Regions from separate parts of the Homo sapiens genome. Here region 1 is linked to region 2. A link is an interaction called in ENCODE POLR2A ChIA-PET data of the cell type or tissue named here. Cell type or tissue: MCF 10A. All regions are shown on one strand. Each heading gives the region's core, and the rest is flanking DNA. Links, peaks and the distances in the headings are about the cores only. Region 1 has its middle 120 kb from the start of LINC01375. Region 2 has its middle 240 kb from the start of LINC01375.

The links. ChIA-PET counts read pairs that join two places held together with the same protein. Peaks named below come from ENCODE experiments on the same cell type or tissue, not always from the same donor. Only the 100,000 strongest peaks of a DNase experiment are listed, where the experiment ranks them.
Region 1: POLR2A ChIA-PET joins it to region 2 with 5 read pairs; 2 of 35 experiments call an interaction of 5 or more read pairs at or near these places.

What each region holds. Positions count from the first base shown.
Region 1 is chr10:90,075,967-90,081,353 of GRCh38, reverse strand. No RefSeq gene overlaps it. Among named protein-coding and RNA genes, the nearest start is that of LINC01375, 120 kb to the right of the region's middle. RefSeq lists an enhancer at 1-322. In MCF 10A, for the core only: no CTCF peak of the experiment used is centred there; no DNase peak of the experiment used is centred there.
Region 2 is chr10:90,195,304-90,200,690 of GRCh38, reverse strand. No RefSeq gene overlaps it. Among named protein-coding and RNA genes, the nearest start is that of LINC01375, 240 kb to the right of the region's middle. In MCF 10A, for the core only: no CTCF peak of the experiment used is centred there; a DNase peak (open chromatin) is centred at 2,700.

The DNA of each region.
Region 1 (5,387 bases), core at 106-5,105, 120 kb after region 2:
ATTAACTGATGACAGTCCACCACAAAAGAAGTGTAAATGGCCGGTCCTTGCCTTAACTGATGACATTACCTTGTGAAAGTCCTTTTCCTGGCTCATCCTGGCTCAAAAAGCACCCCCACTGAGCACCTTGCGACCCCCCACTCCTGCCTGCCAGAGAACAAACCCCCTTTAACTGTAATTTTCCTTTACCTACCCAAATCCTATAAAACGGCCCCACCCTTATCTCCCTTCACTGACTCTCTTTTTGGACTCAGCCTGCCTGCACCCAGGTGAAATAAACAGCCATGTTGCTCACACAAAGCCTGTTTAGTGACCTCTTCACACGGACGTGTATGAAAGTCATTAGAAGCTTTCTCTAGAATTTTTGATACTTCAGATGGCAAAGGGGGAAGGAGGTATAGGGTGGAAGAAAAGTAAACAAAAGAACAATTTTTTTTTTTTTAAAGAAAGGAAGCGAACACAGAAACCAAACACATGGTTTTCTTGTTTTCTCTCTTTGTTTAATTTTGCAGCTATGAGGAATTTTAGCCAAATTAGAGAGGGCTTGTTACCCATCATTTGCAATTCTCACTTGGATTTGTCCAAGTCAGATAGAGTTGATGAAATCTGATGGGAGAAAGACTGGAACAAACAACAACAACAAAGCCCAACAATATGATCACTGAGTGCTCCAATGATAAGCTGGTTGTTGAACTTTAGCCAAGACAAAACCACAATTCAGCTACTTACCCAGAGATGGATCTTAGGCTGAAGACTGCTTTCTACCATTGTAGAAGCAGGAAAAATACTCCAACTCGTCTTCCCAGCTGGGAGCGAGCTCAAACTCCATAAAGGAGTTACCTGCTTTCCATTGTCTTGGAAACAGGAAATCTTGCCTTCCTTGTTGGAAGCAAGAAAAACAAAAGGAGTATACAGCAAAATAAACTTTAGATCTTGACCAAATTTTTGGAGATCAGGGATTCTCTGGAAGGGTTGCTCCCTGACCTCAGCAAATTGTCCTATTGGTTTGAGCTATAAAGTTAGCTCATGCTGGTACGAAGAACCGATAGGAGATTTGTCAGAAGTCAGGGGCATCTCCACTCAGAATCCCTCCATGGTTACCAAATGTGAACCCCCAAAATTTGAGACAGGTCTCAGTTAATTTAGAAAGTTTATTTTGCCAAAGTTGAGGATGCATGCCTGTGACACAGCCTCAGGAGGTCCTGACAACATGTGCTCAAAGTAGTCAGAGCACAGCTTGGTTTTATACATTTTAGGGAGACAGGAGACATCAATCAACATATATAACAATGGTTCAGTCTGGAAAGGCGGGACAACTCAAAACAAAAGTGGGACAACTCAAAGCGGGGAGGGTCCAGGTCACAGGTTGGTGAGAGACAAATGGTTGCATTCTTCTGAGTTTCTGATTAGCCTTTCAAAGGAGGCAATTAGACATGCATTTATCTCAGTGAGCAGAAGGATGACTTTTAATAGAATGGGAGGCAGGTTTACCCTAAGCAGTTTCCAGCTTGAATTTTCCCTTTAACTTAGTGATTTTGGGGGCCCAAGATATTTTCCTTTCACACAGCAATGTCAATCATTTTCAGGTTTCAAGAGCTCTATGAAATGTCTACTTATCCTGTAAAATCCTGTTGGTTCTTCCAATAACCAACTATATTTGTCTTCTCCTTGAGTGGTATGAAGGCAGGGGTGGTTTTAGACAAGCTTGATCGCTGCAGTGGCATAGCATATAATAGGGGTACAACATGATCAGGCTCACAAACATCATATCATCCATGCTCAACTTCACCTGAAAGTGGACAGCTGAACCAAAAAGAAAACAAATACAATTCAGGTACTATCCCTCACAGGGGCAGGGAGAAATAGTTCTCTCTCCATTCATTTTCCCACCTGTAAAACAAGAGTGGTGGAGACCAGCCTGGGCAACATAATGACACTTTGTGTCTACTACATTTTTTTAAATTAACCAGGCATAGTAGTTCATGACTGCAGTCCCAGCTACTCAGGAGGCTGAGGTGGGAGGATCTCTTGAGCCCGGGAGACCAAAGCTGCAGTGAGCCATGATTGCACCACTGCACTCCAGCCTGAGTGACAGAGAGAAACCCTTTCTTAAAAAAAAAAAGTGATAGATCAATAATGTTTCTCAGGCATTTCCAGGTTTTTATTTCTATAGAGGTTTATTTCTCTAGTTTCATTTCAATTCTCTTTTTGTTAGCCCTTTGAAATTCAGACTTAATCTCTTCTTTGATGTCACTATATTTTGTAAGCATGACAATGAAGCAAAATTTCTTCATTGTGCTTGCTTTATTTAATGGTAGGCAAGGAAGCAGTTAATGCACAGCTGAGAGAAACCTGAATTCCAAGTGCACCCGGTCTGGCATGACATTACTGTGCCTTTTCCTAGATTCCACAGTCAGTAGAGAAAACAGACTGGGTATATGGGCACAGAGCTTCTCTCTAGGACAGGGAATAATCTACCAGTCTATTCTAGACATTAATTTACCTTGCCTGGGTATCAGTGTGCCTTTAAGTGAATATCGAACTGTATAACTTCCAGGGAAATTTGAGCTTCAACAGTCTATGATTCTAAGTTGACTTCACCATTTTTGGACTATTTTAGTTCCATGGGATATGGTAACACTTCTAAGCACTTGCCTATCAGCCTAAAGCTTGAGTCCTTCAGAGCCAGAGAAAGAAGAGGTTTCACTCTTTGGGTAATGCTTTTGAAAACTTTTAGCCAAAGATTTAAATCAGGCTTATCATAGACTGACTCTGGGGTCAGAAAAATCTAGTTTACTCTCATGGATGTAAACTGAAATCATGAGGGTATTTTCAGCAAGCCTATCTCTCCAAAATTATCAAGTCACACATTCTAATTAGGATAACATGGTTTTGTTTTGTTTTTGTATTTATTTCCAGAATCAGCTGCCTTATATCTGAATGGCTTATGAATAAATACAAATTAAAAATAAGAAGCTTAATTCTCCCAGTTGAAAATAAGGAAATAGAGTTCTTCCACTTTCCTTTTTTTAAATTTTCTTCAGAAAACATGTAGTTGCAAGTTCCTTTGTCAGCTTTATCACCTGAAAGCCATCCCTTTGAAATCAAAGGAAATAGAACCCCTAACTCCCAGTTTCTGTGAGAGTGTAGGGGCCTAACTTCAGTAGCCCCTTGCTCCAAGTATTAAAACTACCTCTGGCAATAAAGATAAAGGAATTTGTTTTTCCTCTAAAGAAAGCCAATTAGCTACCACAGATGGTCACCCCAATTACCAGGTGAATTTAAGACGAACTATGTGTGACAAATGGTGCACTCAAGTTCTTTTACTTGAGAACACAGTATTGTTTATTGTGAAAGCATGTCTGTAATGGGTTGTATCTGTTTGGCTCTTTTTTTTTTTTTTTTTTTTTTTTTTGAGATGGAGTCTCACTTTGTCACCAGGTTGGAATGCGAAGCATGATATCGGCTCGCTCCAACCTCTGTCTCCTGGGTTCAAGCGATTCTTCTGCCTCAGCCTCCCGAGTAGCTGGGACTACGGGTGCATGCCACCACGCCCAGCTAATTTTTTGTGTTTTTAGTAGAGACAGGGTTTCACCATGTTGGCCAGGATGGTCTCGATCTCTTGACCTCATGATCCACATGCCTCGGCCTCCCAAAGTGCTGTGATTACAGGTGTGAGCCACCGCGCCCAGCCCTATTTGGCTTTTTTTAAACGTGAGCTTTCATTCAGTCTGCCATCTCTGGATGAATTGCCCATGTTGCCAGATTACATTCTGGTCTTTTACTTATTAATAATAAAACTATTTACTTTTACTTTCTCTACTATTTTGTGGAGAGGTAGTGTGGGTTGGAAGAAGATTTTTTTTTTAATTATATTTCCACAACAATGGGTATTCTAAATTGGTAGTTTTCAAACCTTTCTAGAAGTGTCTACCAGACTGCTGTAGGAGAGAAAGGCAGAAGAGGATTGCAACATGAGTGACCTCTGAATGTTGCATCTACCAGAAAGTATTCTTTTTGCTGTTTTATATATTGGTATTCTAGGAAATTTTTGCCTAAGATCAGGGTTCCTCTGATAAACAATAATGTTTCAAAACCAGTGACCTGTTTATACCATATGTTTTTATTCTCTATTTCCCTCCAATAATGTAAACTTTTTGAGAGCAGTTATTTTGTTTCTATATGCACTGTTAACTTCCCCAAAACTTAGAAGAGTCCCTGGGACATAGTAGATGCATATTTACCTTGTGTTAAATTAATGAATGATGAAGGGTAGGCAGAACAAAGTGACTGAATAGAAGCCCACAGCAATCATCCCCCGAACAGGAACACCAAATTGAACAACTATGAAGAAAATCAACTTCATAAGAACCTATGATCAGGTGAGTGATCACAGTACCTGCTTTTAACATCATATTAAGGAAAGAGGCACTGAAGAGGGTAGAAAAGACAAGCTTGAAGCAGCAGTGGCCACTTAGCATGGTGAGAGAATCTGTGCATTTGGGGCAAGGAGAGTGCACTTATTGTGAGACTTCACATTGGAACTCAATGCTGCTCTGTCACAGTGGAAAGCAACATAGGGCAGAACTCAGTCGGCATTCACAAAGCATCTAGATGAGTCCCAGCCAGAGGGGAATTGCCCACCCCAGTGGTTGGAACTTGAGTTTCAGCAAGCTCACCACTGTGAACTAAAGTGCTTGGGATACTAAATAAACTTGAAAAGCAATCTATGACACAAGGACTGCAGTCCCTGGGCAAGCATCAGTGCTGTGCTAAGCTCGAAGCCAGCACACCTGGACTTGGAATGTGAGTGGCCTAGTGAGACACCAGCCAGGGCAGCCAAGGGACTGCTTGCACCACCTCTCCACCACCCACAGATAGTGAAGCTCACAGCTCCAGGAGAGACTCCTTCTTTCTCCTGTACTCCTTCAAGAGAGGAGAAGGGAGAGTAAAGAGACCTTTGCCTTAAAACTTAGATATCAGCTTAGCTACAGTACAATAGGGCATCTAGTAGAGTTCCGAAGCCCCCATTCCAGGTTCTATTTCCAAGGCAACATTCCTAGACATACTCTGGTCCAGAAGAAAACCTGCTGTCTTGAAGGGAAGAACCTACTCCTGGAAGGATTCGTCACCTATTGACTAAACAGTCCTTGGGCCCTGAATCATCAGAAGCTGTAGCCAGGCAGTATTTGCCACAGGCCTTGGGTGAGATTCTAAGACATGCTGGCTTCAGGTGTGACCCAGCACATTCCCAGCTGTGGTGGCTGTGGGGAGAGACTCCTTCTGCTTGAGGAAAAAGGAGAAGGAAAGGTAAAGGGGACTTTGTCTTGAAGTTCAGGCACCAGCTTGGCCTCAGCAGAGTAAAGCACCAAGCAGGCTCCTGAAGC
Region 2 (5,387 bases), core at 80-5,079:
CAAACTTCATTAAGCAAGACTGGCTAACTCTTTCTAACAGGGAAGGTGCTCTGTCTCCTTTGATTAACCCCAAATTGGGCAGAATTTGTGTTTCAAACCCAGAAACTTCTGAAAATAAGAGGGATGGGGGAAGAAGCTACTAACAATTACACCAGAACAACAGGCAGGAACCAGGCTCTCTTGGGGCAAACTGGAACATTTAAACACCTCCATCTGAATCAACAACCAGTCATCAACTCTTGTATCATTTGTGACACCAAAGGATAAGTTCTCCTCACTATTCTCTAACTAAATGGAGGATACAACGAGTGTTAAAATACATGATATTCCTATATAAATGTAAGGGCAAATTTATTGTGATTGCTTCTTATAATTTCCTTCATTTCAAGCACAGTGAAGAAAAAATAGGCTATCGATCACAAAGGCAATCTTCTATTAATTTTGTGTAATTGGGCTTTGGGTAAAAACTCAGGCATTAGATAATTAGAAAAATGTTCAAAGTACAGGTATTCTGTGTTGTCAATTCTGGACTGTTTCTTTCTCTTTAAAAATCAGTTGGCGATAAAAAGAAAGAGGTTGATGTCTTCTAAAAATTAAGGTGCTCAACCAAAGCTTCTGTTTGTGTGTAGGCCAGTCCACCTTCATAGGTTGGTAGGAGTTATTCACACAGAATTATTATTTAGTTCAGTAAAGAGTTTTAAGTTAGCACCAACAGAAAATAAATGACTATTCAAGGCTCACAGTTCCAAAGCCAGAGTATGTTCACAATGATGATTACAGCCCATGCAATTTTAAAATAAGAATCACCAATCTCCCTTAGATTCATTATAGAAAAAGCTTATTGATGAACACACAAGACTATGTAATTTAGAGAGATATGGCTTTCCAGTAAATACTCTGAAATAATTGCATTGTAAAATATACTAAATGGCCCAGGCCTAGAGAGTTGGTAGCATAACTCAATGACATCTGCAAGGATATCTGACAGAAATAGTGATTTCAGATTTGAGTAATTGACCTCAGGCAATTCTTTCTGTTGGCCTTCTTTAGGGAATAGGGTAGAATTATTTGTTTAATTTCTGACAATAAAAATATATTATTAATATAAAGGAAACCAAATGTTTCTCTTCATATTATGGGATTATCAATTTTCATTATCCCCAAGTGGCTTCAAATTATTAAGAAATAGTTAAAATGAAGAGAGGCCTGAAAAATACCTATCTCCCTTTTCTCAAAATTATTAGCTGATCTGTCGGGGGATAGTTTCTGATTGTTTTTCTTAAGACCACATTAAGATTCACCCAAAACAAATGACCTCATCTAGATCAGCTGTCAGCTCTGCATTTACTTGCATTATCTCCAGAACACAAGCTGTTACTTGGTGTATTCACTCAAACAATGAATTATTTCAGGAAGGAAAGAAAATCAGTCAATCTGGTTAAGGAAAATGAATAATTGTTTGAAATGACCAGGAAACAGAGTGGTAACAAATAATCCAGAAGTTCCACGTGCAAAGGTCTTCTGTATTTAATAGCTCCATGAATAAAAGTGCCTCATTGCTATAAATACCAGGAAACAATGATTTAATATAGCTGCAATTCTGTTTGTAAATAGCCAGAAACTTGTTTTTGTAACATAAATATTTCACTTGAGTTTGAGAGGCCATACTTTTTTTTTACTTTTAAGGAATGTTTACCATTATACATTCTCATACCTCCACATCATATAAAACTGTGATGTTAGTGTGTGTATGTGGTTAGGAGAATGAGAGTAACATAGAACTTGGTGGAACCATCCCTAGAGGGTAGCATTCAGAAACTAGGCAAAATATGGGCCATAGTAAAAAAAAAAAAAAAACTGTCGGTTGTTACTCAATAAGAGGTGTAAAATCAATTTATAGAGTAAATATAACCATTTAAAAAAATTGAATACAGTAGAAAATATCCATTTCACATGTAGTAAGAACAGTAAAGGTAAGTGATTTTTTTTTCAGCTTATGTAAATGAATAGGTTATGGACACTGGTTATAACATCAAATATTATTCTTTCTGTGGGACACATTAATAAATGTTTGAGCTCCCTGATTTAGAGAAGCATATGTTCATATGATATGATAGATATAGAGATGAAGAGTGTGATAAAGTCTTTCCCCCTAAATCTTTTGTTATATGTGTGGTTCAGATAACCGTTAAAGTGACTTTTGCCAATAAAATCTCAAGTGCAAATAAAGAGTAAAATTCTAATAAGATATGATGTAATAGAAAGTGGGGGGTGTCACATTAGAGAAATAAGAAGTCTGGATGTGTGACACTATAGATGGATGAATGCTGATAGTAAATTGATTATGAATTGGTTCATTCTTCTCATTTATCAAAGATGTGATGCAGCTACTTACTGGAACTTACATGCTATATTAGTTTTCTAGGGCTGGAACTTACATGCTATATTAGTTTCCTAAGATTCCCAGTTTGTACCATAAACTGGGAGGCTTGAAGCAATGTAAAATAATTGCCCCACAGTTCTGGAGGCAAGAAGTCCAAAATCAAGTTGTGGGCAGGGAGGAGCTCCCTGTGAAACCTGCAGTGGAGAATCTCTTCTCTTGCAGCATCTGGGGTTTAGTGGCAATCCTTTGAGTTTCTTGGCTTGTAAATGCATTATTACAATCTCTGCCTTCATCTTCACCAGCCACTTTCCCTCTGCATGACTCTGTCTTCACATGGCATTCTCCTCTCTTATGAGCACATGAGTCATATTAGAGTCTATGCTACTCATATATGACCTCATCTTAGCTAATTATATCAGCAATGACCCTATTTCCAAATAGGTAAAATTCTGTGGTACTGAGGGACAGGGCTTCAACATATCTTTTAAGAGGACACAATTCAACCCATAATACATGTCAATACTAAAGATGTTGGGTCACTAGCAATTATCTGTTCCTCTTCCCTTCCTTTTTTCCTAGGAAACCCCAAATACTAGAACACAAGATAGCTGCTCTGATTTGCTCTCCCCCAAAATAAACTATTTTTAAATTAAATGGTCTGTTACTCTTAGATATAAATGGTTGTTGCTGATATTGACTATCAGGTTACCATTCATCCAGATGATCATTCTAACCACACTTCATCTGCTTACAAATGTTAACCTGGGAAGAGAAGCTGGGACTTACTCTGTGGCAGTATTCCTCAAGTATGGTCTGTGGGCCAGTGGTGGGACTGGTTCCCCTGGCCGCAAATTCTACTGATAGAAAATTAATTCCCCTGGTAGAATGTTAGATGATTTGTTTCTTCACAAGCTCCATGTTCTCTCTCCACTAGGTAATAGGAATGCGTGGAGACGTTATTCCACAGGAGCTCTTCTTTTACCTAAATGTGTTGCGGTGTTGTCGGTTCGATGTAAGAGGTAAAAGTTTCTTGGTTAGGCTTGAGTCTAAGCCATGTTTTCTAATCCAGTTTAACCAGATATTTACATTGGGATTTCAGGCATTTCCCCATATTAATAAGGCCCAGTTATCCAATGTTGATGTACATATCTTTTTTAGTAAGGGCAATAGAAGGGATTTTTATGTTAAACAGACAAAACATACTAGTATGTAGAATGCCCTGTAGCTCTTCTGTTCAGGACAGAAAATGTATTGGAGTCCGTTTTGCCATGGTCTTGCCTGACCAGGCTCATAGCCATTTGTGGGGACACAGCACCAGTTGATAGCACCTTCCAGAGAAGAAAATAGATGAGCAAATGCTGTTTCAGCACTAGGCTGAGTCAACTAGGCATATTCAACATGCACTATCTGCTATGAGCCTGTCTTCTTGCTTGGTCTATAACTATAAACTCTGTCTCTTACTTGGAAACCCTGCTGACCAGGCCTCTACCACTTCTTACTACAGCTTCTGCCCTTGTTCCCCAAGCACAGGCTGCATCTTCATCAATAGCTCATAGGTCTTCCCAGGACATGCCCTAGTGGCTTACAGGAAAGCATTATGTCATTTAGTAAGAAACTTTTAAAAATCAATTGATGTCTTTTAGTTAATTATATGACATGGGTGAATGGAGGAATAGTGGATACCACTATGAACCACCTCAGAATAAGCGCACAGAAAGATAAATACACACACACATATGTACATAAATATATATATATATATACACACACACACACACACACACACACACACGTATTGTATTAGGGTTCTCTAGAGGGACAGAACTAATGGAATATATATATATATATATATATATATATATTTATTAAGTATTAACTCACATGATCAAAAGGTCTCACAATAAACTGTCTCCAGGCTGTGGAGCAAGGAGAGGCAGTCTGAGTTCCAGAACTGAAGAACTTGGAGTCCAATGTTCGAGGGCAGGAAGCATCCATCACAGGAGAAAGATGTAGGCTGGGAAGCTAGGCCAGTCTCTCTTTTCACATTTTTTTGCCTGCTCATATTCTAGCTGTGCTGGCAGCTAATTAGATTGTGCCCACCCAGATTAAGGGTGGGTCTGCCTTTCTCAGCCCACTAACTCAAATGTTAATATCTTTTGGCAACACCCTCACAAACACACATAGGATCAATAGTTTGTATCCTTCAATCAATCAAGTTAACACTCAGTATTAACCATTTTATATATATATATATATAATTAGCATTCACCTCTTGGGCTCAAGTGATCTTCCCGCCTCAGCCTCCCAAGTAGCTGAGGACTACAGGTGCATGCCACTGCATGCAGCTAATTTTTTTTTTCTTTTTTTGTAGAGATAAGGTCTTTTTTTGTTCCAGATGCTGGTCTTAAACTCCTGGCTTCAAGCAATTCTCCCACTTGGCCTCCCAAAGTGCTAAAATTACAGGCATTAACCACCACGCCCAGCCCAGATTTTAATTTTTTTTTTGTTTGTCCTTTATTTGGGCATTAGCCAGTAGAAATCATTACAAATGAAAATATATAAAAAGTGATGACTGTGCCATGGTGACGCCTGAGACCTGCAGTGAGTTTATTTGTTAAAGCTCTTGTTGCATTATTGTTCACCCACCCAGTCAGAACAAAGCGTGGGGCTCTAATTAATAAGGTAACTTGTCACCATCAATGTTCATCTGTGGTGCTGAGATAAAGTGGCATTTAACCCTGCCTGTGTTCACTAGTGGCATTGCCAAGACTCTCCAGGATGTGGCCCAGAAATTTTTAACTGACAAAGTATTTTGAAATTTTATTTTGAAAGAAATAAAACTGACAGTATGCCAAAATAAATATAGCTGCTGTATAAATTGCAGGCATTCTGTGAAATGTATTCTAGGAAAAAGGGAAAACAAATAATGTTGTGTGTTAGAAATATTAAGTCAAGAATCAAATAAAAGGCAAGGGGAAAGTTTCAGAAAATGAAATGACCTCTC